7 separate regions of the Mus musculus genome follow, and regions 2, 3, 4, 5, 6 and 7 are each linked to region 1. Evidence: chromatin loops called from intact Hi-C (ENCODE). Cell type or tissue: heart. All regions are shown on one strand. Each heading gives the region's core, and the rest is flanking DNA. Links, peaks and the distances in the headings are about the cores only.

Region 1 (4,368 bases), core at 216-4,215:
TTTCCAGGTCCCCAGGGCCAACTGCTTCTGGATGTAGTGAGTCCGGATATGGAAACTCCATTCTCTGCTTGCCAGTGGTCAAGAAGGAAGGAAATGGAGTTTTGGGAGGATAAAAGCAACTTGTTTTTATTAAAAGAAGGCTATATTAAGAACCATCATTTTTAGCACATTGTAAATGCCTTCAATCTAAAGAAGGGACTGGAAGCTTGGAAACACCCTGGCAATCCTGTAGGTACTTAATTACAACATGCATATCTTCTGTGTGTCTGCTGCTCAGCTGAGGCCACTAGTTCAGAGTGGCAGCCACTGTGACCAAATGGCATTGGTATCCTGAAACTCATTTGTTTAAGCCAGCCCTCAAGATGATGGGTTGATATATAAAGGTGAGGCCATGGGAGGTAATGAAGTCATGAGGTCCAGCCTTTACATGGGAATAATGCCATCAGGAGAAAAATAACACACATACTCACCTCTGGAAACCAGAAGAGTGTCCTATAGATTTGCAGGCAGTTGTTGAGCTGCCCACCTGGGTACTTTTCCTCTGCAAGAACAGAATGTAGCCATCACCCTAAATCACCGAGAACTTTCATATTGTTTTATGGGAACCTGCCAGAAAGCAGTGAACCAGGATGAAAGGCCTTTATAGAACTTCTCCAAACACACTGATGCTGTAATCTACAACTTATCCACATTGAAAACTGAGAATGTAATGTCTGTTGCTTCAGCTACCTGATGTAGTGTTTGTTAGAGCAGCTCTCTAAGACAGCATCCTTAAATAGACATAGCTCTTCTCCAGTAAATCCTACCCTATTTGTAAGAACAATTGGCAGCCTAGATTTCAAGGTAGTCTGGAGATTTAGCATAGCTTGCTGACCTTTCATTTGACTCTGTTTTTACATTAGCTCTGTGGTCTTCTTTCTGTGCCTCTCTGCCCACCTCCCTCCCTCCCTCCCTCCCTCCCTCCCTCCCTCCCTCCCTCCCTCCCTCCCTCCCTCCCTTCCTTCCTTCCTTCCTTCCTTCCTTCCTTCCTTCCAGGTTTGTGTAGCCCTGGATGTCCTCAAACACACTCTGGCCCAGACTGCCTTCACACTCAGAGATCTGCCTGCCTCTGCCAACCCAGTGCTGGGTTAAAGTCATGCACCACCACACCTGACTTATGGTTTTCATCTTTGTAGTTCCAAGATTGTTACCTGAGCCTCACTAAGGCCCCACCTCACATGTCCATGTCCAAAGCATGTAAAAAGGAGGATGGGAATACATTTTCATGACAGGAAGACCTGGCCAACACAGATCCACTGTTCCTTCCCAAGCCAGAAAGCTACAGAGTGGATTCAGACCCTGCTTGGGATTTTCCCACCCGGCACGTTCCGTGGTTGACCATGTTGCTGAGTAGCGCAGGTTGTGTTTTTGTTTGTTTGTTTTCCCTGCAATAAGAAAAGGAAAGGCTGGGACCATTTGTGAGAGGTGGGTGTTTTTAGTGCTTTCACGATGTGTGTGATCCTCTGCCTGTCAGCATTGCCTGACAGCTTGTTACTCATCAGAACCTTAGACCCCTACCCCGACCCCGACCTGGGGAGTAACTCCCAGTGTAACAACTTAAAAGTTTCAGCAGTCCAGAGTATAGAAGGAAGTCCATTTTATATCACAAGAAGAGTCAGTGGTGTGGTTCAGAGCCTACCTCGACTCAGTCATGTGATGCCTTTTAAACTCTGGTTTGTATTTACAGTTAATGAAAAACTCAGCACATTTGTGGTAGTTGGTATGGAATGGACCCCATGCATTTAAAGGGATCTTTTTCAATCTTCGTTCCCCAGCAGTATTTATTGTGTTAGGTAGTTGGAAATTTTAATGGTAGGTCAAACAAAGAAACAAACATGTCAACAAGAGAGGGAGGTGGTAAGTAAGGAGAAAAGGAAAGGGGGAAGACAGGAAGAAAACAGCAAAATGAACAGAAAAGTATGTCTGCCCATAGTTTTCCATCCCTATTATTGTCCACAGGGCTGGTGGAGCATTTCTGGATTTTATTTTGAGGGTGTCACGCCCGCTGTGCAACTGCATGAGTGCATAGCACTGTCAAGTGTCTGGATTCTATTTTTGTCTAAAGGTGACTCCACTATTAGGCAACTTCCATTTCAGAGTTCTGTTTCTCTTTTCTCTTCTGTTCATTCCATCTTTGTTGCATCAGCTTCCAAAGCATGGAAAATTTTTGTTTTCTCAGCCATTGATTCTGCTCTAAAAAACCTAGGGCTTCCCTGGAAGTGCGAGCTGGCTAAGCGGAAATGTGTTTGCTCCCACAGTTTATCTTCAGGGCTCGAATGACACCTCTCCCCGTGGGGGCTTTGTGAGACATTAGAAGGCTAAGCTCTCTGTTGTCCCTTAGAATGTCATTAAGCAGTGTGCCATTGAGAGCAAAATGTGGGGTGAGTTCTACTAAAGAGTTTCCCTGCCTTCTGGGCAGGTCTCCCATTTGGCTGCTTTGAGACTGGTTATATCCTGTGCTGTGGAAACGGGATGAACTTAGCTGTGCATGGCAGCCAGAAGCCCTCTTTCCCATTCATGTGGCGGGGATCTGAGAAGTGCATGGCTTCACTGGGGAACTTGGTGTGGTCTGCTGCTAACCATCTGAGTCTGAAAACCGATGCCTTTTTAAAAAGCACGACCAGGACAGAATAACCCCGGGGCTGAGTTGTGTGGTTTGCGTAGAGAGTTTAAAAGCTCACTGAGGATTTTTTGAGTTAGGAACTTGGAGCCTCCTTTTGAGTTGTGTTGTTCCTCTGGTTTACAAATTGGCTTATCTTTTCCTTGGCAGAGCAGTTGCTTAATGTTCGCTGGAAACTGCAGATGAAATTCCTCAGCAAAACCATGTCTGTTTCTCCCCTCCAGAGGTGAGAGCCTTTCACTCATGGGAAGGTGAGGGGTGAAGTATGGGGAGGCAGCACAGGGATCCGGAAGCCCTCTTTGGCACAGGTCTGTTCTTATAGCCACCCTCCTGTGTGAGAATAGTCTATGCAGTTGTGTGAAATACGTTAGCCAAGTGACAGGTTAGGCATGTGTTGCCTTCTTGTCATGAGGAGGGAAGTGCAGCATTAATACAGTCTAAAGCCTCTCGTCCTTTGATTGCTGGTGTTCACCGCTCATGTGCCTCAAACTGTCTCGTCATTTCCCTTTCCTCAAAGCTAGAACTAAGTAGAACAAACTTGGGACACGAAAAATTCCCTTTCTATATGTGTTTCTAGAACAAGGCAGTGCCCAACTTTTCCACAGGAGCTCCCAGCCTGCTGGTCTGGTTCAGTGCCTGCTAACCTCCTGGCGCTTAGTGTGAGCAATTTTCTGTCTCAAGTGAATGGGGAATGAAAAGAAACCCCATCACATTTTCAAAATCAAACTTGTTCTTTTTTATCTTGCTCTTGGAAGATCAAATTACATGGATTTACTGAAAGAAAAATCATAGCAATTGTCAGATTTCATGAGCAGAGGATTTATTCATCTGTCATGGTGGGGGTCAACATTTTCTCGAACAAGTTGCTGAAGTTTATGAGTGTTTGAATTATGGGATGCCTTGGTACCCTGTAATCATACAAGTGTAAAATGATGGAGACACTGGTAGGTTAATGTTTTTGTTTCACTTTTACTTCCATTAGTTTCAGAAAATACTACAAATAAGGGATTCAGAGATGCCTTTTCTCTTTCCTGGCCTTTCCTGTATCCATAAAAAGATATTAAGGACCCCAGAAGTATCGAGGTAGAATGAACACTGTCTTTCTCACTGTAAAGCAGTTGGTTGGTGAGATCCCACCATCCTCAACTAATCCCAGTGTTCTTTCCTTTGCACCCTGGAGAAACATGTCAGTGTCCCGAGGAAGGAAGATGCTGTTGCTGGCATCTTACTTTTCGAAGTGCCTAAGACCCTCTCAGAGCGATAGAGGCTTTGTCTGGACTCAGCAGCCTTCCTGTATTATTATCTCACATTCTAAAATTCTTGTTCACTGAAGAATTAAGTTAAATTTTAAAAAGGGAGGAAGAAAATTGCTTTTCACCCAATTTTTCTTCTCTTATTATCTACTGATTTATTATTATTATTATTATTATTATTATTTCAGATGCCCCTGTATTAAACCCTAGGGTTCCTTTCCAACACTGAAACTTGACATTTAATTGCACAATGAATTGCTGTTTTGTGGCCATGTGCTTCTGTTTGTGTGCTGCCTTGGAGTGATGGCCATTGATTGAGCCAAATTGTCCTTTGGATGTTAGCTTCCTATTGTTGATCACTGCCCAAAAGATGATGGAATAAATTCCCCAACTTTTTCTCCTTGGAACTTGACACTGAAGGACAGAGTACCTGTTCCCTAGGGCATTGCTGGACAA
Region 2 (4,368 bases), core at 99-4,098, 330 kb before region 1:
GTTCCTTCTTTGCATTTCACACTTAATGTCTTCTCAACCACCCCTCCATTGACTTTCCCTAGGTGAGGCAGACAGGCTGGCTTGCCCTTATTATACCCAGCACAGAGTGGATGTGCAGTTCATTTGTTGAACCAGCAAACAGAGTATAGAAAGAATTCAGGGTTGCCCAACAGGCAACACTTATGATGTCGCCGACCTCTGTGTGATTCAAGTCCTACCGACTGAGTGTTAAAATACGGAGTCACCTCGAAGGAGGCAGTCATTTGTGCTAGGGTCATTTTAACGTATCCCGCTCTGACTGGCACTGGGATATCCATCCCTCCAACCCATTTTTCAAGGGAACTGGTCATCATGAGCACTCAAGAGCGACCCTCGAGTGCAACAAAACCAGGAAGTGTCAAATTCCAAAGCAAACAGATTGGCCTCATTGCCTAGCACGGGAAGGGTGTTTGCGGGGTTTGGCTAAAGATAGATCTGGGGGCCCGTTCCAGGAACTTCCTGGCATTTACTAGTTTTGCACCCCAAACTTTTCAGAGGTTTTTCCTTTGGAATTGTGGGTGCGAGACTGCTTTCCTAAACAATGCCACAGACTCTCAGAGCATCTGTATAGTATTTGAAAACCGAAAGAACATCCGGTTGAGATGTTTGGGTGGGTGTGGGACAGTGCCGCGTTGCGATGAAACGGCAAGGGGACACTTTAAAAATATGTCCATATCCTTTTCATAGAGTGGCAGAACAACTATGAAAAAAATACAAATGGCTAATTACGTTGGCTCAATTACAAATTTGATGGAAAAAAAAAACCCAAACCAAAACCTGCCTCCCCTCTTTTAGCACCAACGTAGGAGGAAAAAATAGGTTGCTGAAAAGCCCAAGCGATAAAGATCTCTGTGAGAGCCAAGGGACAAAACTCATTACAGATAAACCTAGCCCTTGCATTTCCCCCGGATGCCTCTCCCTGTAGTTTACTTAAGCCGTGTCTCCTAGGACGGCTGCGGGAAACCAGTCCTGCCCCGGGGTGCTGCTTTCCCCTGCCCCGGGTGAGAGGCGCACTTCATTTGCCCTCTGCCTAACCAGGCCAAGTTGCAGCCACCTTCTTCCCGAATCCGGGGGTTGGGAAAACTCCGCGACAGACCTTCGTAGTTTGGGGAAAAGTCCACGACAGACCTTCGTGGTTTGGGAAAAGCCGATGTGGGCCTGGAGCTGGATTTTGCTAGCCTGGGATGGACTCCCGTCCCTTTCCCTATCTCCCAGAGGTAGATTCGAACAATGGAAGCTCGGAAAGGGGGAAGGGGAAACAACAACAACAAAAAAACCTCAATGAAACCTGAGTGCAAAGGCCGCTGGGCTTTGTCTCTTAGCCCGGGAACGCAGCAGGAGAGGGACGCTGGAGGTGCACCCCGTCAAGACACCGTCCAGGTGGTGAGGCCTTACGGAAGTCCCCTCTCCATGAAAATGTAGCTGCTGGTCCTTTCCTCTCCCCCAGATTCCAACCAGACCACCCTTTCCCCCTCCCCCAAGTTCCGGATCCATGAACGAGGTCAGGGATCTCTCCGAATCCGTACTTCGTCTTTAAGAACTCGAAAATGGAGCAAAGCCATGCCGACCCTGGATGGCAGCTGGTCTCTTCCCTGTCTTCAGGGTTACCAGCTCCCCTAAACGCACACCCATAGCCCTAGGCACGCCTGGAGAGGAGAGTAGTGCAAGTCCTTGGAAGCCGGAGCCCAGCACGGCCGCTTTAAGAGACGCGCGCCCCCGCCGGCGGCAGCTCGGGGATGCGCGTCACCGCGCGCCCGTGCTTGCGCGCCCCCGCCGCCGCGCGCCCCCAGCTCGCTCGCTCGCCCGCTCGCCGGCTTTAAAGTCTCTGCCAGGATCCATGCTCACATGTTACTTCCTGTATGGAGGCATGGCCAGTTTCCAGCCCCGCGCTCTCGGTTCCTCCCCAGCCTGCGCCGGAGCCACAACTTTCAGGAGCATGGACTGAAGGCGCCCTCGCCCCGGCGCCCCTCTGAGATCCTTTGTGTTTCCCTGCGCTCCACTGGCCGTTTGTGTTTTGGGGGGCTCTGCGCTCCGCCCCGCCGCTTCCCTCCCTTTCCAGGCTCGCAGACATGCCTCCTTCCTTGCCGGGGCCCTGGAAGGAGCTGCCCGCCTGAAGCCCGGAGCCGCCGCGCCGCGCACAGCCCCGCCGTCGCCCGCTGGTTCTCGGGCTGCGCTGCGCTGCCGACTCAACTTGGGGCTCTTCCGCTGCTAGCCACCGCCACCCGCGGTCCCTGCCTGCTCCGGGCCCCGGGCTCTGCCGCCGTGCGTCTTCTCCTCGCCCTGCCTGTCGGCTGGATCGTGTCTGAGCGGAAAGCAGCCCTTCTCCTCCGAGAGGATCGTCCCTAGCTTGGCTTTGCATTCCCGGTCACTTTTTGAGGTTTTCTCGGGAGCGCTTGGCAGCTTCCCGGATTCCAGCGGGACCGGTGGCCGAGTGTGGGGGGCCCCGTGTGGCGGGCGAGCCGTGAAAGCCTCCAGGCTTAGCGGAGCCTCGCTCGGAAGCAAGAACTTATTCAACAAGTTTACCCCCCCTGCCTTTCTCTTTTCGATGTGCGTTTTCGGACATGCGGAGGTTACTGGAACCGTGTTGGTGGATTTTGTTCCTGAAAATCACCAGTTCTGTGCTTCATTATGTGGTGTGCTTCCCGGGTGAGTGAGGGCCGCCGATGGGACGCGTCTCTGGCCGGCGCGCGGGGTATGCGGAGTTGTCGCCGGGGCGCGGAGCTTGGGCGCCAGTCTAGGGACCGCGGAGAGGGTGAAGGGGGGCCGGGCTACCGAGGAGGAAAGAGAGCTCTGCTTCATTGGCTCCGGCAGTGTTCTAGGAGGCTGATGGTCAGAGAGGGCAGAAGCAGTGGCGGGCTGGAAGGGAGGGTTGGGGACTCAGAGATGTGCTCTGACTGTGGCTTGGGAAGCTTGAAGCATCTGGAGTATGGGAGGGCGGGGGAAGGCGACTTGCTTTGCTGATCCGGAGCTGATCCGGAGGGCTATAGTTGCACGATAGGATGTCTGGGGAGATTGGCTGTGGGAAGGATGCTCTGTTGGTTTGAGTAATATGGGGTGCTCCCGTTGCTTCTGCGGGGATAGAAGGAGCTCATAATCGTGGCTCACTTTGCATCCCTCCGACCCTTTGTAGGGGGGAGGGCGGCGTTTGGGGATGGAAGGCGGAGGCTGGCTGCAGAGAAGTCAGGATGTGGGGAGCAGCCCGCGTTGTAGTCGCCGGGCCGCCTCCTTTCAGCCTTGCTCCCGGCTGAGGTGCGGGCTACGCCTCAGTGCAAGCGGGAGGCAGCTCCCTAGACGCGGGGGGCCTGGGAGCCTCGGGAGAGCAGGAAGCAGTGAGCAGGGAGTTTTTCGCTAGACCCCTGCTTCACTGGGCTCACGGTCCCTTTCTGTATCTTTCTTTTGGGTCCAAGTTCAGGGCGCGGGTCGACAGCTGGGTAGCTTCTGGCGTCCGGGCAGATTTTTTGGCTGTCTGGCGTGCCCTCCCTACTTTCATCTTTGCCCTTTTGCAGGCTGAATGTGCCTGCCAGATCCAGACCCAGACCCGCTTATTTTCTAGCCAGGTTAAAGCTGGAACAATATTGGCCACTCGACAATCCTAAATCACTGCACGTACCAGTGTGCAGCTCGCCGACCCTCCACTTCCAGCCTTCAGCCCACACCCTCCCCCCTCGGTGAGGGCAGAGGCCAGCCGCCTTCCTCTTCTCTTGCAGAGTCGGAGGGCTGCAGCTCAAGCTGCCCAGCTCCTTCCCAGTGGGTGAAGGCCACGTCCTCTTTCCTGGCTCAGGGAAAGAGGTGGGAGAGGGCGCGATTTGCTTTTCTTTCCTCGATCTCTTAAGGACAGAACACCCGGTTTTTCTGCTTTCTCATCTGCCTGTTCTGGAATATTTGGAGGCGGCGGTTATTCTAATCAAGAAATAAGAAACGTGCCACAATGTTTCGGTTTTCCTTGGTTAATAGCAGCCTGTGTTCTGGCTGCCACAGCGCGGGGTTTTGGTACAGCGGGTACCCCCAACCCTATGGTGCACCTAGGAGCCAGGCTCGAGGACCTCGCTGTTCCCGGCGATCCTCTCTAAGGGGATTGGCAGCGAGTGGTCCCTTCTTTGAAGGTTTGAGGGTGGTTGCGAGGAACAGAGGGCAAAACACTGCGGTTCTTCGGCTCCTTTTCCTCGGCGCTTATTCCTCTCTCTGGGGCTGTCTACAGAGCTCGGTGAGGGTGCGCGCGCTTACTCACTAGGAGGCCTGGGGTTTACCCTCTCGGGTCCTGTCTCTATGGAAGTAGACGCTGAGGAGCATCTCCTCTGAGAATCAGCACCCTTCTCCCTTGGCGACCAT
Region 3 (4,368 bases), core at 257-4,256, 170 kb after region 1:
CTCTTATTCCCCCACTTCCACTTAACTCCTCCTCCTCCCTGTGAAGAAACACAGATATCAGTGATGTGGCCTGAAAACTGGATGATGGTCAGATCTGACCCAGGTCTTTCTTACTCTGCAGGCACTTGGTCTTGTCTCAGTCTCAACATTATTCTGGGTCTCATCCTTTGCTTTACCTGCCACCTTTCTGCCTGCCGTGCTATGTATGTGTAGGGCTGATACCCCCAACAAGGTTCTCACTCCACCTTAGGCTGAGCACCCTGGTGATTCTACTCAGTACCCAAGGCAGTTAACTGACTTGGGGGATAAGAAATCTTTTATGAACGCCTCCAGCCAGTTCTTACTCCTCAGATGGCATTGGTACTAAGGCTGCGAGTTGCTTAGCTTTCTGTGGACTGGCATTTGAGTTTAGTGAGCTGCCTGTGTGATTTCACCAGAGATCACGTGGCTTTCTGTGATCGTGCACTTGACTTCAGTTGGCTGCCTATGGGACCACACCAAGGCTAGTAATTACTTAGCTGTGTTGGATTTGGACAGACAGTCCTGTTGCTTCAGTGGAGGATCCTGGGATATCTCAGGCACCTGTGGCACAGGCTGAAGAGGTTATTGCCTAAAGCTAAGGTCCCCAGCCGTTGTCCTCACCATGGCCACCCAGGCCCAGTGCTGAGAATTTATTTATGAAGCAGGCTGAGAAGATTTCGATGTGGGGAGTCTTGGAGGTGATTACACATAGCAAACAGGGCTTTCCACTGCATTAACAGCTTCTTGGGAAATACAGAAATGGGTCTGCCCCATTTCTCATGACGAGAATGTCAGGTAACATTCTCCTCATGAGAGGACTTTTTGGGCATTGTCACAGAAGGAAGGCTGAGACCTGCCACAGGCCAAACAAAATAATCTAACCTGGGTGTCTTAATCTCCCTAGCTTAGTGTGTTCATCCCTGGCTTTGTGTATGTTGAGCTGTTACAGTGTTTTCCTGTCAAGTGAACATGAAATATCAGGCCAGATACCCAGCAGAGAGCTGGGCCTTCAATTACCTCGTTGGTGTAAAGCTTCATTCACGAGCACGTGGGTCATAAAACAAAGTGAGACGGTGACTTACCATTCACAGTTGTTTGTCAGCAATCATGATGTCAGAGGGGACCCTGTTGCACAGAGCTGTTGTTCTTGAAGGACACAGGCCCCTTGTGTGGCCTACAATGAGGTGGAAGAAGAGTGCCTGGAAGGAGATTTATGTGCTGTGGCCTCACTGGGGAGGCACAAAGCAATTGATTCACACCAATTCAGGAGCTCCTGTGTTGTCCTTTTCAAGTATGGGCATAATTGAGGCTCTTTTGATATCTAGCCACCACATATTTCTTGAGGACAAGAATGTATGCCTGTGAGGCCTGGATTCTGCTCTGGTAAGGATTCTGGTAAGGATGCTCTGGTCATTGGCTGTAACCTTGTGCTGTACTCTTTGTGGCCATCCAAGCCTACTGGGGAATGCGTATTAATAAAATAAATGTGGTAATGGGGTCCAAGAAGAAGCTCAGTTAGAGACAGCAGAGACAGTGTTTGCTGGACAACCAGCCTAGTCGATTTGAAGGGCTTCAGGCCACCCCATCTTAAAAAGCAAGGTGAACAATAGGTAAGGGATCAGTGACTCCAGTGTCCACTAGAAGGTGAGCTCTGCCTCCCCCCACATGTTTCATATCAGCATGTGCATACGTATGCACCCATACACAGATGAATATGGTCACATACATACACATACATAACTAAATGTAACAGTGGTCATACAAGCTTAATTAGGTCTTGAAAGGAAAGAGTGCTTTGAGAGCCTGTGATGTCAACAGGTCTAGTTTAGCATCAGGAAACAGTTCCCTGAAGAAAACAGTACTGAGCTGAGGTCAGCTAAAAGGGAAGTACAAACAGATTGTTGTGGGATTGTATCTGAAAGGCTACAGCTTACTGATGGCCTCTCAGCAGAACTGTGGGTACCCAGGGGGTGTATAAAACCACAAGTGCTGGAGGCGATCCTGACATTGCTGGAATCTCAACAATGTGCCTAGAGTCTGGAAGGCCACCAATTCTGGACTTTGTCAGTGAGCCATGTCAAGAGGTAGGACACCTAACCTCTTTAGCATTTTAAGCAAGTGTCAGTGAGTGTGTCCTATGTGTGCGCCCTCTGCAGAGAGGCAGGGATAATGCACTGAAGTGGTTTGGCTGTAAAGAAAAGAGATGGTGACCTCTGGAAACTTGGGAAAAACAATCTTTCTATTACCAAGATTGAAAGCAAATTTATGTTCTTATTCAGGAGACAGAAAGATTAATTTCAGGCTCTTGGAGCCTGTATTTGAAGCAACTCATTAAAATAGCACTTTTGGAGCAGGGATGCCAGTCACTGCTCCTGGAGTAGGGGCGGGGCTTGAAGAGCAGTGCTCCCAGCTGGGCTTGTTGAAACACCCTTATTGTTCTAACACTTCCAATTTATCCAAGCTCAGCTCGTGCCACTTCCCTCCTTGGATGTTCACTCCTATAGCACCTGTTTCTCTCCTTGTCTGTGTGCACCGGGTATTGAATGAACCCTTTGCCTTGTTGAGGCCGTGTTTTTATTTTTGGTGAGCTTTTTTGGCAAACCTGGCAGAAAAGATGGTGATGATCAGTTCGTGTGCTGGTGCTGTAGTGTGTTTTATCTTCGGATACAACGGGCCTCTTCTCATTGCATGAGTTAATCTTGCTCCTGTCTCATAAAGCATGTGAAACCATGGATTGAGTTAGTGTATTTGTACAAGATAATCTGTAGGTTTCCTGTGTAAAAATGACTGTCCCCACTCACAGGAACATATTACCTCTCCACCCTTGTGTGTGAGGCCAGGTTGATGACCAAGCAGAAGCCCAATTACAATTATCTGAACAAAAGAACAAATTATGTGGCTGGCCTCTGTCTGCACTGCCCTTTATACCAGTCATATTGTACTCACTTACAATTTACAGTTCCCAAGGCCTTCCATTCCTATTCCACTTTTAGTAACACATAAGAATTTTAAAATATATAGTTTAGTAGCTTATCTTAAAAGCACAAAGCAAAAAAACCAACCACCTTAAAACGAAATTATGGGCCGGACTCACTTAAGATGACACCATTAGAAACTCACTATTAGAGACAACAAAGAAGCCGTTAGCCAACTTCCCTATCATCATGCACTTAAGTGAAGGGCAAACCCCTATTCTCTTTGTAAGTGATTGCCTCCTGCCACTTAGTGCTATAAAGGAGACATTGGTTGTAAAATTCTAATGCTATAAAATAGGCTTGGTACAGGACGGCCTGTGCAGTTCCCTTAGATCTTACTCATGCAATCTTCTGGCTGAGAAGGGAGACTATGCCTCCCGTCAAATGTAGTTCAGGATGTTCTGCCAAAGGCGATGTAACTCCAGACCTGTGTCTAGTCCAGCAAATACAAACCAAAGCGGCCCACAGCAGCTCTTGTGGGTTTTAGAGGACTGTTGATCTGAACGTACAGTGAGTCACGGTGCATCGTGACACACCTTTTCTTCTTAGGTCAGAAGAAGATGTTTCTTCTACCTTCACCCAAATTAGAAAATTCTGGAGCATATTGGGATCTGTCAGAAATCAACCTTATCACAGTTTCCCTGGTAGGAAGAAAACGTCACTCTCACATAGTTTAAAAATAGAGCTTCAGAAATCCCAACAGTTGAGTTGTTTAAATACACTGTAGCATGTGTATTAAATACCAGTGAGAATAACTTTAAGTTGTATATGGATAAACATAGACTAATGTTCAGAAGCCATAAAAGCTAGAGATTTGATTTTCTAAAAGATGTCATGCATGCAATTTCCATTCTTCTACTCCGTTTTCTTACTCTCAGGCGTTTGACCAGATCAGACAGTGTGAGGATTTTACTCTTGAGTCCTCATTTAGTTTTCTACTACAAGGTACGCAGAGTGTGCTGCTCATGTTGAAAGAATGTTTTTGTGAGGTGAGAAGCGTAGCCAAACATTAGGTCACAGCATCTGTTTTAGGAGAGGCAGCATTTGAGATTTTCAAAAGTACTTTTTTTAGTGAAATGTTTTAAAACTATATTAAAGCAAAGCAGTGAGTCCCTCTGAATAGTAATAACCCACACCACCTTGCTCAGGTTTGAGTGGTCGCTGCCTCAGAATAAGGTCACTGCCTCTTTGCTTTTGAGGAATCACGGAACTGTTAAAAAGGCCTTGCAAAATATTTAGTATCACTCTGCTTTTCTGTAATTCTTGAAATTTTATTAAGTGTTCTTAACTGCATTATATTATTTGATACTTAAGTAGATGAGTAGGTATTCTGAATATCTTCTACACTCTTCCTTGGCTTTAAGAGTTTTCA
Region 4 (4,368 bases), core at 290-4,289, 90 kb after region 1:
AGACTAGTTTCTCTCTTTGACCATGTAAATCTTTAGTGTTTTATCTTAGGTTGTCAAGCTTGGCCAAGGCAAGAGCCTTTACCCACAGAGCCATTTCACTGGCCCCTAACACAGTATCTTTTTAAACTTATATGAGAATTACCCTTGTCTTTTATTTGTATGGCAGTATTTCCTTTCCTTTTAGAAATGTTGGTTTAAGTATTTCTACTCTCTGGTTGACAGTTCAAATGTACATATGTCCTCAGAGGACACAAGGACTGTTTTGACATTTCTGTCATCTTGAAAATAATACTGTCACCTTGGCTTATTCAAAACTAATTGTTTAAGGTCCTTATGACCTTGGTAGCATCTTGATTTGTCACCAGAGAAAATATCCCTTAAGGGAGTACTGAACCATGTTCTCTTAATGATAATGCTATCTCTCCCCCCTACCCCATCTCCCACTTTTCTATATATAACAAAATCCTTATAATCCTTCTGAAACAAACTTTCTTTACAGATTCCATTGTCTTGCTTGCCTTTCTATTGGATGTTGAGGGCACTGTAGGGCTAGTTCTATGCTTTCCTGGTGTCTGTTGGTTATTTGCTCTGAAGTGACGTCTGTCAAATGTCCATGGGTCTTCCTGAAACTTAGATGTTGACTTTCTTACCATAAAGAGTCTATTTAAAAGTCTAGTGTTCCCCTGGGCTGAGCTGGCCTTTGTCTGTCATATATAAGAGTCTTCTCAGTGGTTCTGTTGATGTGGATTGTTACAGAGGTTTCGTGAGGGGAAGGAACCTGTTCCCTGTGCAGTCAACAGCCATCCTTAGATGTAGACTAGGCTGAGGGCTCCTTGGAGATGTATCACCCACATGTTGTCCCATGTTGCTAGTAGCTGGCTCATTTTGAGACTTTTAACCAAGGAGATGACAAACCTTGAAAACTAGACCAGAAGACCTAGTAGAATTGGAGTCCTACTTCAAGAAGAAGCCTGGTGACCCGGGGCCTTCAGACAGCCATGGAGAAGACCGGGAATGTAGCGAATGATGGGTGTGGAGAAATCATGTTGTAAACAAATGTATTGAATACTGTGTGTGCTGAGACATTTTCAGATGTTTCTTCACTTGATTCCATATTGGGCTGTAGGGAAGCTGTAGTCCCACGCCCATCTTAATCTCAGAATGCCTGAACTCATGCAACAGTGAGAGGTGTGACCCATGCCATGTTGATGCTTAAGAGCCGTGGTTCTCAACTTTCCCAATGCTGCCACCCTTTAATACAGTTCCTCATGTTGGGGTGACCCCAACCACGAAATTACTTTTATTGCTACTTCATACTATAAATTTGGTACTCTTGTGAATCACAATGTAAATATCTGATATAAAGGAAGTCTGAGGAGCTACCCTACCCCCCACAGGGTTAAGACCCACAGATTGAGATGTGCTCAGGAGTCTGGGAAATGTAAGCTGTGCTTGTTTGTATTTTATGCATGATTCCTCTCTTCTCCCCTCCCCCCCTTTTCTCTCTTTCTCTTTTGGCATTGCTTTGGTCAGTTTTTAAAATTATCCAAGAAATACTGTTGGATTCTTCATCTATAGTATAATAGGAAAGAAAAAAGCAGAGGGGCTTCTAATGGTCGCAGATGAACCAGAGAGACCATATAAACGGTACAATGTCTGTGGAGAATGTCATAGTGTATGCCTAGACTGACCAGTTCTGTCTAGCCCATGAGAGCTGCACCAGCTTAGAGCAATTGTCAGAGGAACCACATATTACTCTTCAGAGTTTTTATAATCCACACTAAAAGAGATAAGGGGAAACAGGTGGTTTGATTTACATCAAACCATTTATTTTATACAGATTATTTTATTATTATTTATCATAAAGGTTACTATAATTTTATTGATTTTAATAATCTGTTATATTTGCCCTAATATTATTCCAACATAAAACCCACTATAAAAAGTTATGGCTGAGATCTCTTGCATTCTGTTTTTAATACTAAATCTTTAAAACTCAGTTTTTCTTATTAAATTTCTTTTATGGCAGGTGGAGCACACTGCCAGAGCCTGTGGGTAGAGGTCCGAGGACAACTTGAGAGAACCATGCTCCTTCTGCCATCTGGGTTCCTGGGTTCACACTATCTCACCAGGCTTGGCAGCAAGGTTCATTACCTACAGAGCCATCTCTCTGGCCAGTTCATGAACAGCTTAGTTCTGTGTGGACAAACCACATTCGTATCTCATGTGCTCACTAGCCACGTGCAAGTTATGCCTCCAATATAGAAACATGGAGGCTTACAGGCTCCAGACCATAATAATGGAGTTAGGTAATGAGTTAACAAGAAACTAATGGAAGTTATTCAAGAGGGGTTTCTGTCATGTTTGCTCTTTTAATAAGAACAAAAGAGGTCAAAGTAAATAAAGTAACTAATGATGTAGGATGAACAACTTGAAGGGTCTAATTCACAACCTAACAACTATAGGTCATAGTGAGATGCCTCCTAAACGATTATGCTGTAGCTGCTGTAACCACTAGGGGTGAATGCAGGTTTGTATCTGTGTGATGTTTCGGGTAAGTTACTCCTGTATGATGTATCAGATAAGTGATCGTTTCACTGTAGTAACCATTTAGCATTGTCTCAAGCCTCATATACTCACTCTTAACTCTGAACAATAAAGTATGTTAAAATACCAATAGGTTTTTACAGATCTTCTGTTTCATCTTGGGGTATACTGTCTTTATTATAGATACTTCAGCTGCATGTATCACAACATTTATTTCTTCATAAGCTTTCTGGTTTTTCTCTCTTTTTCCCCTTTGTAATGTTTATTGCCAGAACTCTGAGCTCTGTTCTTTTCAGAATCCTTTTCCAACCTGAAGAACTCAAATAAAGCTGGCTGGCGAGACCTTTCTGCTCTAATGGCCGAGACCTCAGGCAGCCTGGTCACGTGGATTGTGAGTTCAAGTCCAGAGGATTTACTGGCTTGAGGCTCACCACCCCCCCCCCCTCTTTTATTGTGTCCTGTCAAAACTTGAGCACAAAGGTTTCAAGCTACCTTAAATCTAAAGCCTTTAGCTCCTTCTTTAGTGCCACCGCCTTTCAGAAGGGAGGGTCAGTCAGAAAGATTTATAAGGAATAGAAAGAAGTCAAGTTTGAAAGAAAGTCTATTTGCTCTTACTCCTTTAAATCCCTGGCAGAGAAATTCATAGCATCCCTGAATAGGACAGGAAGGACATTCTGAAGGCTTCCGAACTGGATTGTATGCCTGGCACTGTGTTCAAAGACCACTGTGTTCTGGAAACATCTATGGGAATCTATGAGCAGTAGCTAGACAAATTCAGCAAAACTGAATTTTATGTAAAAAAAAAAAAAAGAAAGAAAGAAATGTTCTCTCTTGAGTTGTTGATTATTTCTTAAATGACAGGACTTTAAAACTCAGATTAATATGTGGAGAATAACTTATAAACCCCAGCTCTTACCATTTACATATACCTCTCACGTCTGACTTTCTCCATTAAAGCCTGGCAGCTTTACTGTAGCACAGCCAGTCTTTCAGATACAGTTCTTAGTTGTCTGTCAATATTTAGCATTCCAAGATCACAGGTGACTTGGGATAAACAAAAGTTCCAGTCCTCAGTCACCCCTGGGTTTGCTTCTCCCATTGAGTTTGCCTCTGCAATTCTGTTTCTCTGTCACTTCTTATCTCGAGTATCAACAGGATGCCTGTGGGTTCAAATACCGTAACTGGATGTGAAACACACTATGTGTATATGCCCTGCATCCTTGTCTTAAATCTTTACTGTAAAAAGTGAGCTTTGATCTAGTATATTTACAAAACCCTATCAAATGTATTCTTCTCTTAATAGTTTGGTAACCAGTAAATGTGGGCAATGTCTATAATGGTCCAGCACAGTGACCTGATTGGTTTTCCTTTAGCCATTTAACTGAGGAGCGCTCCAAATCAGGCCCCTAGGCCTGAATATTTGCATATCTGTGGTATGGGAAGAGAACCTGCTGGGACCTTCAGGATGGAGCTCTCGTTCCCTCATTCTCTGTGTGGAAGGTTTGGGTGTGTGCATTGTGCTCTTCTCTAGTTTCTAGACTTCAGTGAATTGGTGCCTTTGGAGGTTTCCCCATCTCATCTTGGGAATTTTACTTCTCTAGGTCCTAAGGTAGGTGTGTGCCTGGAATATTTGTGGTACAGCTTGGAGTTTTGCATCCTCAGAAGAGAGGACAAAAGGGCCATGACTCAGGAAACAGTCATCTTCCCAAGGGAACCAACCTCTGGCCTTGTAGCACAGACGAGATGCAAAGCTGTTGCTATGTGGCTCTCATCAGAGAAGCAGTAAGAGTTTAAGAATTCCTAGCTGCTCTGGAAAGTAAG
Region 5 (4,368 bases), core at 209-4,208, 72 kb before region 1:
TTGTGTGAAGTGTATTCTTTGTCCTGAAACCCAAATCCAAATCCAAAACTGCTTTAAAAGAAAATAAAAATTCTCAGTCTTCAAACTAGGCAGAAACTGAGGGCCCCCATATTCATAGAGACTTCCTGTTCAAAGGAGGTAGAGACTGCAGCCAAGCCAGCTGTCAAGTTCCTATGCTAGGTGACACTGTAGGCTCTCATATAATTGTTATTATACACACACACACACACAGCTTCGTTCTGGATCCAGCTCTCCTGTCCCTGTCTCCTCCATGCTCATGAGGCTGTCTAGCTCCTGTTAGGGTAGATGGGGATTGGCTCTTCCCAGTTTGAGGGATACTCAGTGTGGGGTTAAAAGTCTTCCCTGATTTCAGCTCAAACAATGGGACTGTGGCCTGTGTCTTTACCTTTGGCTGGAACACAGATGGCAGAAACCTTGTCCTCAGAATGATTCATGACAAAGGGCTGACAGGGAAAAAAGTCTTCTAGGTACAGAGTAGAGTCAGAAACTATCTCCTTCCTTCACAGGGACTGTATTTGGCCACAGGTGGCCATTGTAACCCCCGCTGGAGCTGCAATCCTGTCTTCTGCTGTCAGTCTCGTGAGGTTCTATACCATGACATAGGTGCAGGGAAAGTTAGTTGCTCTCCTGAACTCCTGATGATTCTTTGGTCTTGACCTCAGATTTCTGTGTTGGCAAATTTCACCTTCAGTGAGTCAGAACTTGTTACCGTTTCAAGTTAAAAGTCGAGTTACACCTTAGAATATACAATGTGCTTTTTATGGTTTCTCGTGGAAAATACATTGTATCCTTCCATGACTGGAATGTTATTTCAGACTAAAACTTTTGGTAAAGATGAAGTCATTCCTATACTGAACGTGGACTATAAAGACCTCATCTCCCCTAAAATAGTTGCAGTATACAATGTTCTTGCTTGTTTCTGAGTCAGTTTAATGTCTAAGAAATAATGTGCATATATGTATATATTTTTATACACATTTCTTTAGGATACTCTATGTGTTAGGTACCCTGAAATACAGTGAGTTCATTTTTAATCTTTGCTATTAACTGAAGTCCCTGGGAGAGGAGAGGAAGCCCCAGCTGTATTAAAATTCATGTAAAGATCACTGGATAGACAGTTGTAATTGTTGAGAGTTAGAACACTTAAGATTCAAATTCTACCTTTAGGGCCCTGAGTGGCTACTCCTGACCCCACTGGCTTATAACTCTTGTGCGAAACCTTTGTAGCTGCACTCACAGATCCCCAGGTCCTATGGGTCCTAAAGCTAAGAATGTCATCATATTGTGTCCTTCCCACATTTTCATAGTCTGCTGTGCCCTGCCTACCTGATGCCCTACCAGAGTACTTGACGAAGTACCTCTCTCATGGCTTCCTTTTGTTCCTTTACTATAAGAACTTCAGTGAACTTGTTAAAACATGTTATGGGGTGTGACCTGCTTGGCTCTGTTTTTGGACCACAGGCACTCACATTCTACTCCAGAAGAAACTCTTACTGCCCTTTTGAAATAAGAGGTGTTTTCCATTGACAGTACAACCAATTTTACAAAGACACAGACGATGCAGTCATTCACATCTTATAGGTAACAAAACACAATTGGTCTCCTGACAGGCAGGTCCTTTAGCGTGAGAATCGAAGGAAACCTGCCTGATTCCACTGCGGGCCCCTGCCTTACTTACGAGTGAAACAATGGTTCAACTAGCATTGTGCAGGTTCTGGCTCAGGGAACATGCTGGATGTTCTGCAGTCAGAACAGGCCATTTCCTCTCTTAGTGGGAAACTCTTCAAGTGTTCCTCTCAAAACAGAACGCCCAGGATTATTTTTGCAGACTTCTGTGGAGTCATTTTTGGACAACACCCTGGAACAGGAAACCACAGTTGCTCCTAAATTTGCACAAGATGGAAATAGATAACATTCTTGAGCAACCACAGCCACACTTTGTGCCTTCAGGTTCATGGAGTGGCAGATGGCTTGTGTAATGATTTTCATACCTGAACAATTCACAGGATCCTCTGGTGTGGGGGATTTCATAAATTCAGAGGGCTTGTTTTAGGAACTGGAAGTGCAGGGAAAGTGTGGAGAGTGGAGGAGAGAGATGTTCTATGAGTCAGGCTTTGGGGAGGTGTTCTTGGGAGATGGATTGCAAGCAAAACCGTCGAGCAGTGCAGATGATGCAAGCTGTGTGCAGTGGTCCCCAAGGCTGAGTTCCGCCTGTGACATTGCAGAGCATGTGATACACTTAATATAAGAGAGGATGTTGCAAAGCAACTAAGTAACATCACAAAGTAGCTGCTTTCTGACATGTTCCTTTACCGGGGTGAGAATCCAAAACTGATCATGGGAGAGATCCTAGGCACACATGCCTTTCCCCGGCAAGGATGCAAGACTTGGATTCCTAACTTGTTCACCCCGGACGCTATCCCTGAATGATTTTAAGTCTATTTCTGCTGATTTATCAAAGCTGAGTTGGTTAAAGCAAACTTGGATTTTCACTGATACTTTGATTTTCATGATTAATCAGCTAAATTTTGCTTATGTATATAGCATATGCAGGTTTGCTATATTTTTATGTATGTGCGAGTGTGCATGTGTGGAAGCCAGAGATTGAGTTCAAATGTTTTCCTTCATTCTTCTCCACCTTACTATTTGGGGTTTCAGAGTCTCTCGTCTGGCCAGTGAGCTCCAGAGACCCGCCTGTCTCCGCTTCTCCAGTCTCCTGTTCTGAGAAGCATCAGTGGATCAGGTTTTTCATCCGGATGCTAGGGATGCCAAGCGAGGTCCCCATGCTCATACTCCAGACTCTTCGCCCACTGGCCTTTATCCCTGGCCCCATGATTGATTCTTAATTATTATAAATTACAATACTTCCCACTGGCCTTATTCCCTACCTGTTAGCCAGTCGCAGGCCCCTAACTGAAAGCAGGAGCCCCCTTTATCTCCACGTGTCTGGCAGCCCCTTCGTCCAGTCAGCATTTTGGGCACATGCATTGTGAGACACTGTAGAAGGTGTTCTTGCTCACACGCCATCTACATTTGTTGGTAAGCATGTTCTGTGTTTGAAACCTCTTGGGCCTGTTGAAGCTCTGTCTGTTCTCGGTGGTTTGTCTCTTTGCTGAGAACAGCCTAGACCTTTGTTAGCTGTGATGCTTTGCCTAAACTTTGCCTCCATGGCTGTGTATGCTACTGCTCATGGAAGACACATTTAAGCCTGACAGGAAGGAAAGCTCCACCTTAGGGAAATCTTAGGGATCAATTTTTGCAAAGCACGTCTTTGAAACCTGATCCACTGAGAGGCAGGACTCAGTTTTGTGCCCCCATGTCATGCCATCTGCAGACAGGTTTCTCTTTCTTTTCTTTTCTTTTCTTTTCTTTTCTTTTCTTTTCTTTCCTTTCCTTTCCTTTCCTTTCCTTTCCTTTCCTTTCCTTTCCTTGGGGAGGGGGGGTCGAGACAGGGTTTCTCTGTATAGCCCTAGCTGTCCTGGAACTCACTCTGTAGACCAGGCTGGCCTCAAACTCAGAAATCTGCCTGCCTCTGCCTCCCAAGTGCTGGGATTAAAGGTGTGCGCCACCACCACCCAGCTGCAGACAGGTTTCTTAAGAGTCTGGGTACCCATCAGTTACTTGACAGGTTAGTTCTCAGTGTGTTCCAGAACCTGCCATCATTTTCTGCTCACCTGTGGCAGGATGTCACCTGGGGATTGACCACCTCTCCCATGGTACTGAGACAGAGTTCACAAACATCACACTGTCAGCCAGCTGGACCATGCTAAGAAGATGGTCTAGGTTGGTGAGAAGAGAGGAAGGAAGCTGGCCGGCCTCTTGGAAAGTTGAGGACTCCAGCTCGGATGGCATTTACACAGCTTTTTTGTCTTTAAAAGTTTCTAGAGGGCTGGAAGAGATGGCTATGGGATTAAGAGTTCATACTGCTGTTCAACAAGCCCTGAGTTTGATTCCCAGCACCCATGCAGTCAGCTAATAACTGCCAATAACGCCAGCTCCAGGGGACCTGGCTTCTCCGGCCCTCACAGGTACCTGCCTTCAAGGACTCCTTTCCTACCCACCCATCCCCCAACCACATACATTCATAATTAAAAGATAAAGTAAATTCCCATTTTTTTCACTTCTGTGGGCTGAGGGTAATGAATAGTTCTTTAAAAAAAAACAAACCAAAGCTTCTATTTGGAAAAACATGAAGGCAAAATATCTAACTGCTTTTAGCAAAGAGGTAGGGATACAAAATACCCAGCAAATACCAGAAAATACGCAGCATCCACTGCTCATGTAATAAACTGGCTGGCAGGGCAACCTGAAATATCCAGCATGCACAGCCCATGTTATTAATTGCCT
Region 6 (4,368 bases), core at 134-4,133, 260 kb after region 1:
ACAAGCATCAGTGTGTAAGTTCTGGGCACACTCACTCTCACAAGCATCAGTGTGTAAGTTCTGGGCACACTCACTCTCACAAGCATCAGTGTGTAAGTTCTGGGCACACTCACTCTCATAAGCATCAGTGTGTAAGTTCTGGGCACACTCACTCTCACAAGCATCAGTGTGTAAGTTCTGGGCACACTCACTCTCAAAAGCATCAGTGTGTAAGTTCTGGGCACACCTACTCTCACAAGCATCAGTGTGTAAGTTCTGGGCACACCCACTCTCACAAGCATCAGTGTGTAAGTTCTGGGCACACTCACTCTCACAAGCATCAGTGTGTAAGTTCTGGGCACACTCACTCTCACAAGCATCAGTGTGTAATTTCTGGGCACACCCACTCTCACAAGCATCAGTGTGTAAGTTCTGGGCACACCCACTCTCACAAGCATCAGTGTGTAAGTTCTGGGCACACCCACTCTCACAAGCATCAGTGTGTAAGTTCTGGGCACACCCACTCTCACAAGCATCAGTGTGTAACTTCTGGGCACACCCACTCTCACAAGCATCAGTGTGTAAGTTCTGGGCACACTCAGTCTCACAAGCATCAGTGTGTAAGTTCTGGGCACACTCACTCTCACAAGCTCATTGCCTCTGCGGCTCTGTGCTTTGAAGGCAAGAGAGACCACGTGACTCTCAAAGTCAAAAATATTTCCTTTGTGCACTTTTTATTTCTATAAATGCCAGAGGCTTTTCTGGTACAGAATCCTGCAAAGGCCTCTTCCACATTACCCCAGTGTTCAGAAGCCCACTGTCTGGGAAGATGAGAGACAAGCTGGGGATAGATCAGGAAGAGACTTCTTTCCTATTGTACTTCTCAACTAGGACGCATGTGAGGAGGCCTTCTTGGTACCTCTGGCCTGGTCCAGGGAATCTGAGGCAAGTATGGGCCTTAGTTACAGTCTCCTTCCCCAGCAGGTGGTCCTATCCCCAGAGGCTTTAACTCTGCACTTGCCATTCAAAGTGATGGCGCTATTTATTATAGGCACGGCCTCCTGACTCCATCATTAACTTACCTACAGACCTTATGCCTCCATTGTTCTTGTTGGTTTGTTTGGGGTTTTGATTTATTGGTTTCTGAGTCAGGGTCTCACCATGTCACTTAGCCTGGGCTCAGATTTAAGAACCTCCTGCCTCAGCCTGAGAGCATCTGTGATTTTTGGCATTGAACCACCACATCCAGCCTGTTTTTATTTTATTTTTTTTCTATATCAAATTGTATGTAATCCTATTTCACATATATAGGAAGAGGTAGATCATATGTCAATATTGGATCCTGAAATGTTTGCAGCCGCTGTCTATGATCACAGCGACATTTCGGGTGAAATCGTTTTAACTTTCTTCTTGCTTTTTTGTACTATATGAATCATCTTACTCTGCATAGAAGAGCCCAGCCATTTTCATTTCAAAAAATAAATAAGGATGGTGCATCTGCATGTGGGTGCTAAGATTATTTATGTGGTTGTGATGTAACTGCTGGAGGAATGTGTCCCTCAGGGCCACCGCTGATTGCGGCAGGAGAGGGAATGGTTTCAGGAAACACAAGGAAAGAAAGAACGTGGTGGGAGGTGAGAGCTGAGGACGGTAGGTCATCATCGCAGAGTATAGCACGTTGCCGATATATGAAGCTGCCCCACTGCCAGTGTTAAAAAGGATGCGATCGCCTGTGGATCTCTGCTCACTTTTCCATCCCTCCCTCGGTGCTGTCTGGAGAAGCCTAGCAAATTGGACTATTTAAAAATAGTACATTGTCGCCCCCTAGTGTTTCTTCTGTTATGTCACATTTGGCCATTCCAGAGTTCTTCATAGTCTTTGAAGGCAAATATGTGGCAGCTTGATGCCCACCCCTTGCATTGGGGCGCTCTGAAAGGCAAGGAGCATGCCTCACCAGTCCCCACATCTTCCTGTTGAAGCCACAGAAAGCACATTTCTCCAACAGACGCAAAGGAGCCTCTTGCCAGGCAGGGCCGCTCTCCCTCACAGCTGCAGCCTGAGTGCTTCTCTGCAGGAGTGTGGCCAGAGACTCTTAGAAACTGCCTTAGGTTTGGTAGTCTGGGTCTGGAAAAGAGGTGTGTGTCTCTTGGGGGCTTCTGGAAGGTTCTGTGCTGTTCCCAAGAATGGCTGCGGTGTGAGCTCACCTCTCACTTAGCTCCTTACCTGACAGAGCCAGCAGGTGTTCTATTACCCCCCACCACTCGTAAGTCCCTCCCCCTGCCCTGCCCGACATCTCAGTTTTGCATTGTTTGTTCTAGAACTTGCCATCTTCCTAGTCCGAGTCCTTGGCTTAGTGTGCAGACAGTGCTGCGGACACCTGGACAAGCCTCCTCCTCCTCCACCTTGGGGGCACAGGAGTCTGTCAGACAAGCTCATCCAAACACTCCGGGCTTACTTTTGTATTGGTTTCCAGAGGCTTCAGGAAGAAAGGCCAGAATTTTAACCTGGCCTCTAGGCTTCCCAGTCCTGGCTTACCCATCTTCCTGCTTTGGTCCCATCACGGTCCTGTACAGACCCTGGAATACTGCTCCTGTGTCCCTTCTTCTGCCTCCACTTCTTCCCCAACCTCTACCCATGTAGACTTGGCTCAGCTCTCAATTGAAAGAGCCTTCCACAAGGGAGTCAGCCCCCAATAGAGTCGGATTCTTCTCTGAAGTGCTCCTGCAGGATGTGACGTCCTCCCTCCTGACGTCTATCCAGGCCTTGCGCTCAGTATCAGCTTAACATGGGTGGTTCCTTCCAAAATCTGCATTTCTCCTTGGAGACTGAGGGACATGGGCTCTGTGGAGACATTTGTTTGTGTCTAGAGACAGGTTTGGCTGTCTTAGGAAGATAGGAGAGTGGCACACTTGATCATCCAGACTGTACATAGCAAACATTTGCCATACCCACCACCCTACAGGCTGATCCGGAGCCTTCAGTACCACGGGGAGTTGGCCCTGGACAGCTGTGGCTCTGCTGTGTCTCCTTAAGCTCCTGAGCTGCAGGGATGGGCAGACAGATTAGCCTGACTGTCCCTTACTACCCAGGGTACCACCAGTTCAGAGGAAGCCATCCTTTCTCTGGGTGCCTCTGCTTTAGCATTATTGGAAGACGCATTGCATTTATGCTTTGATCTGCCTGCAATAAAATTTCATCTGCAAATTTAGCTAGTTGTCTGGTCCTCCAGTCAAAGAGTCTGTCTTGAGGAAAAGTCAGAGGAGAAAGCTTCATCAGCACAGGGTCAGGTGAGGAGGGCAACAGCCATAAGTTGTCTTGAAAACAAGGGGGCAAATTTGAATATGGATATTGTACGAGAATCCTATTGAGTCACTGTGTGTTTTCTTAGGTAGGGTAATGGTAGTGAGGCTAGATGAGGGAATGTTCTTGTTCTGAAAAGTTGCAGGTATGAGTATTTAGGGCTGAAGTACAGAGTGTCTACTAAGCTAAAACGTAGGGAGCAGGGCAGGGCTAAGCATGGTGGCACATGACTTCAACCCTGAGGCTTAGGGCATTAAGGCAGTAGTACCATAACCTTAGAGCAAGCCTGGGCTATATAGCAAAACTATGTCTCAGAAAATAAAGAGAGAGCTGGGAAGATGGCTCAGTAAGCAATCACAAGAATCTGTGTTTGATCTTCAGAAATGTGTGTGTATGTATGTGTGTGTGTATATATAAATATATATGTATGTATATGTATATACGTATATGTATATGTATGCGCGCCAGGTGTAAAATGAAACCCCAGAGGGAGCATGTGACCTCAGCACCAAGTAGGCGACCTGTCCTTGGGAAGTTCCAGGCCAGTGGCTTCCTCCTGAGAAATGACACTCTACATTACCATCCTCTTCCACACTGTGGCACTTGTGGATGCATACTTGTGTGCACATGTGCATACTATGCATAAATAGATGACGAGAGGAAGGAGAACTGGTGTGGAACACTGCTAATGGGCCTTGGATGGCCAGAGTTGGGATCTTACCGTAGATCCATTTCCTGAAGTCAGAGGGCACACATGTGAGCGGCAGGTAGCTGATACCCTTTAACCTTACCCATGTCTTCAGTTTGCAGCTCTCCGCCCATCCACATGAAGGTGCAGCCTCTGAACCAGACAGCTCTGCAGGTGTCCTGGAGCCAACCTGAAACCATCTACCACCCGCCCATCATGAATTACATGATCTCCTATAGCTGGACCAAGAATGAGGACGAGAAGGAGAAGACATTTACAAAAGACAGTGACAAGGACTTGGTAAGGCCCCTTGGACTGAAACTGGTGCATATTCCTTGTACAGTGCCTAGGGAGTATATCTCCTCCTATAGGGAGGTAGGGGTTGTGAGAAAAAGATCCAT
Region 7 (4,368 bases), core at 250-4,249, 52 kb after region 1:
AGACCAAATGAGGGGCATTTATTTATTCATTAATTTTTCTCATAGCATGAATTCAAAAAGAAGTATTTGGATGCCTATTTTGTACCAAGTGTTTCTTATACTTTATGAAAACCGAGCACAGTAGGCTTTTAAATTTGTAAGATTCAGTCCATTCCAGAGAGATGGCTCAGCAGGTAAGAATGCTTGCTTAGTAAGCACAAAGATCTGGAACCCAAGAGAGAAAAATAACCCAGATGTGTTGGGTGCCATTTGTAATTCTAGCCCTCACCCAATGAATGGGAGGTTGAAAAGGATCCAATAAAAGCTTGAATAAGTAGCTCAAAAAAATGGCAGAAATAACAAAAGAGACCCCTCCAAAAAACAAGCTGAAAGAAGTATTTACTGGAATAGTAATTATTCTTTTAAAATATTTACTTATTTATTTTATGTGTTTGAGAGTTTTGTCTGTCTGTATGTTCACCATATGTGAGCTAGAAGATGTGTGTGTGACTAGAAGATGTTATATCTTACATCTCTTGGGACTTACAGGTGGTTGTGAGCTACCACATGGGTACTGGGAATTGAACCTGGGTCCTCTGGAAGAGAACATCCAATGCTCTTAACTACTGAGCCATTTCTCCAGACTGGGTGATTATACCTGTGGCTCACCTACTTCACATGCTGTGAGCATCCATTTCCTTGCCAATGTGTAGGGAATGCGGTCCTTTATTCAGCACAGAATGATGGAGGCACATGATAGCAGTGTGGACCCGCTGCCTGCCTTGATGACCAGGTTATTGCTTGTGGGGTAGTGGTGACTTTGGCAAGGGTGGCAGTAGGTCTGTGCACCACAGTGTGTTCTTGGAGCTGGAGAGATAGCTCAGTGGTTGCTCAGTACTGGTCTTTTTGCAGAGGACCCATGTTGGAGTCCCAGCACCCACGTTGTGACTTTAAGCACCTGTAACCCTAGTTCCAGAGCATCAGATGGCCTCTTCTCGTTTCTGTGCACACCAGGTGCACAGTGTCTTGACTCACATGTAGACCAAAATAATCAGCACATAAAATAAACAAATTTTCAAAAAAATGTTTTTTTAAAATGTGCAGAAAATGGGGCAGACTCCACTGTGTTTCTGGTGCAGATTCTATGTCTCTGGCATGCGACTTGGAGTCCGTTCCCACCTCTACTTTATTCAGCAAACAGGATGCCCAGGGAAGTTGGCAGAGAGGGAGTGAACACAGTGTCCCAGTTGAATTTTGTATAGTGGGCTCAAGAAAAGCCCAAGATACACCAGTGTGGGACTTCTAAATAACCTAAGGGGTCACAGACCTTGTGGCCCATGGCCGACTATCTCCTTCCCTTTCTCTTTCTTTCTTGATAAAATGTCTCTATTTCTAATTGTGTGTCTTCAGTTCTTTTCCGTCTGACATAAGAACCTAGGTACTTGGGCAAATTGGCTGGGACTCAGATCCACACTGATAATGAATACATGGAGCCTGGGGATGGGGAAAAACTGTGAATGGAACTTTGCATTCCAAATGTATAATAGAAGTAGGATTTCTTAGGAAAACAGAGATGCTACCCAGGGAGGCAGGAATAGGGTGCAGTGGGGAGTGGGGAAAGCCAGGGAATGAAAGGAATTATTGTTATCTGAAGTGGGGCCTGTTTTGTGAGGTTTTGCTCTTCTGGAATCCAAGGTGACTCCAGATTTAGGGCATGGCTATTGTGTTTTTAGTCTTAGGGGAGACAGGTTGGTTATGCACACAGCCACTCCTTAAGTGACTTACAAAGTCAAGCAGGTGTCTGACTAGATGAAGACCCAGATGCCAGGCCCATCTCCTCCTTTCATATGCCTAGTGAGCCCAAGTGAGTGTTCAGTGCTTTGTGACAAAGGTGGTTTCTAAGTGCCCGGTAGGCTATGTTCCTTTGACTTTGGTCATAAATAATCCGAGAACCAGGGAGGGAAAGCCACTCTCTGGAACCATGTGAGATAGCTTTTTTCCTATTTTCTGTGTTCTAGCATCAGCTTGTGGGATTCAGATCATGAGCATAGGATACCTACATGGCTTTGGGATGGTACTGAAAAAAATCTGTACCCAGCAAGAAAAGAAAAGAATATTCTTAACCCCTTCATCACTGACTGAATTCTGTCTGTCTTTACTGTCACACGGCAGACATTTCATCACTGACTGAATTCTGTCTGTCTTTACTGTCACACGGCAGACATTTCATCACTGACTGGATTCCGTCTGTGCTTTAGTGTTACATGGCAGACATTCTCAAGGAGTTTTGCTTTCTTCCTCTTTTTGCTCTGTTACCAGCAAAGAAATACAGAAAACCAAGGGAACCATTATGGAGACCTGAAGAAGCCCACTACCTTTTCAAATTAAGTAATGCTTTTTGTTTTAATTTTGGAAACTCTTTTAGTGTTGAAGACAATATTGCTCTTTGCTTTGAGCCTGAAGACACCACTTTTGTATTTATAAAAGATCCTGTAGCCAGTGCTCAGGAGTGCCACTCCTTAGACTAGTGGCAGATACAGGAACCACAGGTGCTTTCCTATGGATGCTGACAGCCCCTGGAATGCCCTGACTGTTTTTTCTTCCCATCATGCAATTTACTTCCCTTTGGGGTCTTATTCAAAGAGAGGAAAACGTTATCATTGGATTTATTCAAAAGAAAATACCAAACAGAATATAAGATATTAAGTGTTGTTCAGGCCCACAATGTTTGGATATCTGTTTACATGAACTCGCTCAGCAGGCATGCTCACGAGCCTCCAGCTTAAAGAAAGCCCTGCTCCTGATCAAAAGATCTTTTTTGTTTTTTGGAGCTGCATGTTTATGGAGGGATATGAGGAAGCAGCTTAGTGCTAATAAATAGAAACAGCATCTCTAAATTTCCATCCTCCGGCTCCCTGCTGCAGAGAGAATGGCAGCTGATTGCCTCTGCCTCTTCCTTTGTCCAGCTCTCCTGAATGTGCCTCTGTCACACTGTAGCGTTGTAACCATTAGCTCTTCTATCTGTAGGGAAAGGACTTCTCATTTCCTGATTAGACCACTTGTTTTTCAGAGCGAGGATCCAACTGTTTTGGAATCACTTAGCGTTTTCCTGGGGTGCGAGTACCCAGACTCAAGAATTCGGCAGTGTGGTGGACTCCCATTGTAGTATGCTTGCTGGCTTAATGCTGTCTTCTAGAATTGGGAGGGCAACATGACTGTGCTGTCCTCTACTTAATCACAGTCCCTAGACATGGACTCTCCTATGAATGCTCTGATTTTAATTAACATTTCCTCCCGTTTTTCTGTCCATCCTAATCTCATTCTGTAGATGGCATTAGTGTTTTGAAATGTAGAATAGTACCAAATTAGATATTTTTCTACTAATAAAATGTCATGGACAGAAGAACTTTAAGGAAAAAAGTTTCTTTGGGACAGCATCTACAATGGCAGGGCTGACTTGGCAGCCGGGGTCAGGAGTGGGAAGCTGGGTGGTCATACTGTATCTGCACACAGGAAGCAGAGAGCAAACTGGAACTGGGATGAGGCTATGAACTCCTGAGGCCTGGCGAGGCCTGGCCCTGTGACACGCTTGCCTCTAGCAAGGTTCCACAGTTTTCAAAGTCCTATAACCTTGAGCAGGCGTTCTAACCCAGAGCCTGCGGGGGACTTCTCACTGAGAGCACAACAGGCTCTTAGGGCCTGATTCCTTTTGACTAGCTGTCTTCAGGCAACAGAGACAGTTGTATGTACTCCTCGTTGCCTTTGGTTTGTTTGCTTAATTTTACACACTATTCACAAATACAAGGTTTTATTTAAAATGTCATGGGTAATTTATGGTAATAAACTATTTTCTGTAGGCATTATAGAGAGTCATGGTCAAAGGTAACCAGCAAGTCAGCAACCTCAACCTGCAATGTTGGCCAAGTGCAGCTAAGCTCAACTCTTGGGCCTGTACGTAGAAGAAAAGTTCAGACTGACCTCTCGATGGTGGTTCCCATCCGAACAGAACTGCCAAGAAGTACTTACCTTTTTAAGAGATTAGGGCAGAATGCTTAGGTCAGAGATAGGAACCATCTGGTAAGAGTGTGAATCTTTCCTCTACTCTTTGCTTAATGCTTCTATCCAAGTGCCAGAGAACTACATCTCCTCAGACTTCTCTTTCTCTATTCCTTCAATGGCAATAGTATCTTATACCTGTGGATGTTGGAAGGTGACTGGTGGCTGTGAATGATACCTGTTAATAAGGGATGGATGAGGTGTATAAGGGAACTGTGACTGTCCTCTTCCTCTCACGTGCTTCACCATAGCAGAGTATATTTCAAAATAAGGACATGGCTGTCGTGAGGTACTTAGGGAAGTCTGTTGATGGGTTACTGGGTATGTGTTGTA

What was found. Hi-C counts contacts between places; a loop is a spot of excess contacts. Peaks named below come from ENCODE experiments on the same cell type or tissue, not always from the same donor. Only the 100,000 strongest peaks of a DNase experiment are listed, where the experiment ranks them.
Region 2: it touches region 1 in a loop (2.8-fold over the local background); 7 of 42 quality-filtered maps call a loop at or near these places.
Region 3: a loop joins it to region 1, with 2.0 times the contacts of the local background. A loop is called at or near these places in 6 of 42 quality-filtered maps.
Region 4: it touches region 1 in a loop (1.9-fold over the local background); 3 of 42 quality-filtered maps call a loop at or near these places.
Region 5: a loop joins it to region 1, with 2.4 times the contacts of the local background. A loop is called at or near these places in 2 of 42 quality-filtered maps.
Region 6: it touches region 1 in a loop (2.8-fold over the local background); 6 of 42 quality-filtered maps call a loop at or near these places.
Region 7: a loop joins it to region 1, with 2.1 times the contacts of the local background. A loop is called at or near these places in 4 of 42 quality-filtered maps.

What each region holds. Positions count from the first base shown.
Region 1 is chr14:11,881,262-11,885,629 of GRCm38, forward strand. The region is part of intron 2 of Ptprg (protein tyrosine phosphatase, receptor type, G); the gene reads left to right. Among named protein-coding and RNA genes, the nearest start is that of Gm52128, 310 kb to the left of the region's middle. In heart, for the core only: no CTCF peak of the experiment used is centred there; DNase peaks (open chromatin) are centred at 2,040, 2,520 and 2,940; H3K4me3 peaks cover 883 bases; H3K27ac peaks cover 2,429 bases.
Region 2 is chr14:11,551,648-11,556,015 of GRCm38, forward strand. It overlaps Ptprg (protein tyrosine phosphatase, receptor type, G), which reads left to right and starts at 1,906. Exons shown (of 30, transcript NM_008981.3): 1 at 1,906-2,685. The coding sequence starts at 2,601. In heart, for the core only: no CTCF peak of the experiment used is centred there; DNase peaks (open chromatin) are centred at 1,854, 2,484, 2,884, 3,234 and 2 weaker places; H3K4me3 peaks cover 3,906 bases; H3K27ac peaks cover 3,300 bases.
Region 3 is chr14:12,055,971-12,060,338 of GRCm38, forward strand. The region is part of intron 5 of Ptprg (protein tyrosine phosphatase, receptor type, G); the gene reads left to right. Among named protein-coding and RNA genes, the nearest start is that of 3830406C13Rik, 230 kb to the right of the region's middle. In heart, for the core only: a CTCF peak has its summit at 2,180; DNase peaks (open chromatin) are centred at 2,091 and 3,381.
Region 4 is chr14:11,971,141-11,975,508 of GRCm38, forward strand. The region is part of intron 4 of Ptprg (protein tyrosine phosphatase, receptor type, G); the gene reads left to right. Among named protein-coding and RNA genes, the nearest start is that of 3830406C13Rik, 310 kb to the right of the region's middle. In heart, for the core only: a CTCF peak has its summit at 2,503; no DNase peak of the experiment used is centred there.
Region 5 is chr14:11,809,497-11,813,864 of GRCm38, forward strand. The region is part of intron 2 of Ptprg (protein tyrosine phosphatase, receptor type, G); the gene reads left to right. Among named protein-coding and RNA genes, the nearest start is that of Gm52128, 240 kb to the left of the region's middle. In heart, for the core only: no CTCF peak of the experiment used is centred there; DNase peaks (open chromatin) are centred at 1,805 and 2,215.
Region 6 is chr14:12,138,302-12,142,669 of GRCm38, forward strand. Ptprg (protein tyrosine phosphatase, receptor type, G) reads left to right here. Exons shown (of 30, transcript NM_008981.3): 9 at 4,083-4,267. Among named protein-coding and RNA genes, the nearest start is that of 3830406C13Rik, 140 kb to the right of the region's middle. In heart, for the core only: a CTCF peak has its summit at 1,814 (motif pointing left); no DNase peak of the experiment used is centred there.
Region 7 is chr14:11,932,979-11,937,346 of GRCm38, forward strand. The region is part of intron 2 of Ptprg (protein tyrosine phosphatase, receptor type, G); the gene reads left to right. Among named protein-coding and RNA genes, the nearest start is that of 3830406C13Rik, 350 kb to the right of the region's middle. In heart, for the core only: a CTCF peak has its summit at 2,506; no DNase peak of the experiment used is centred there.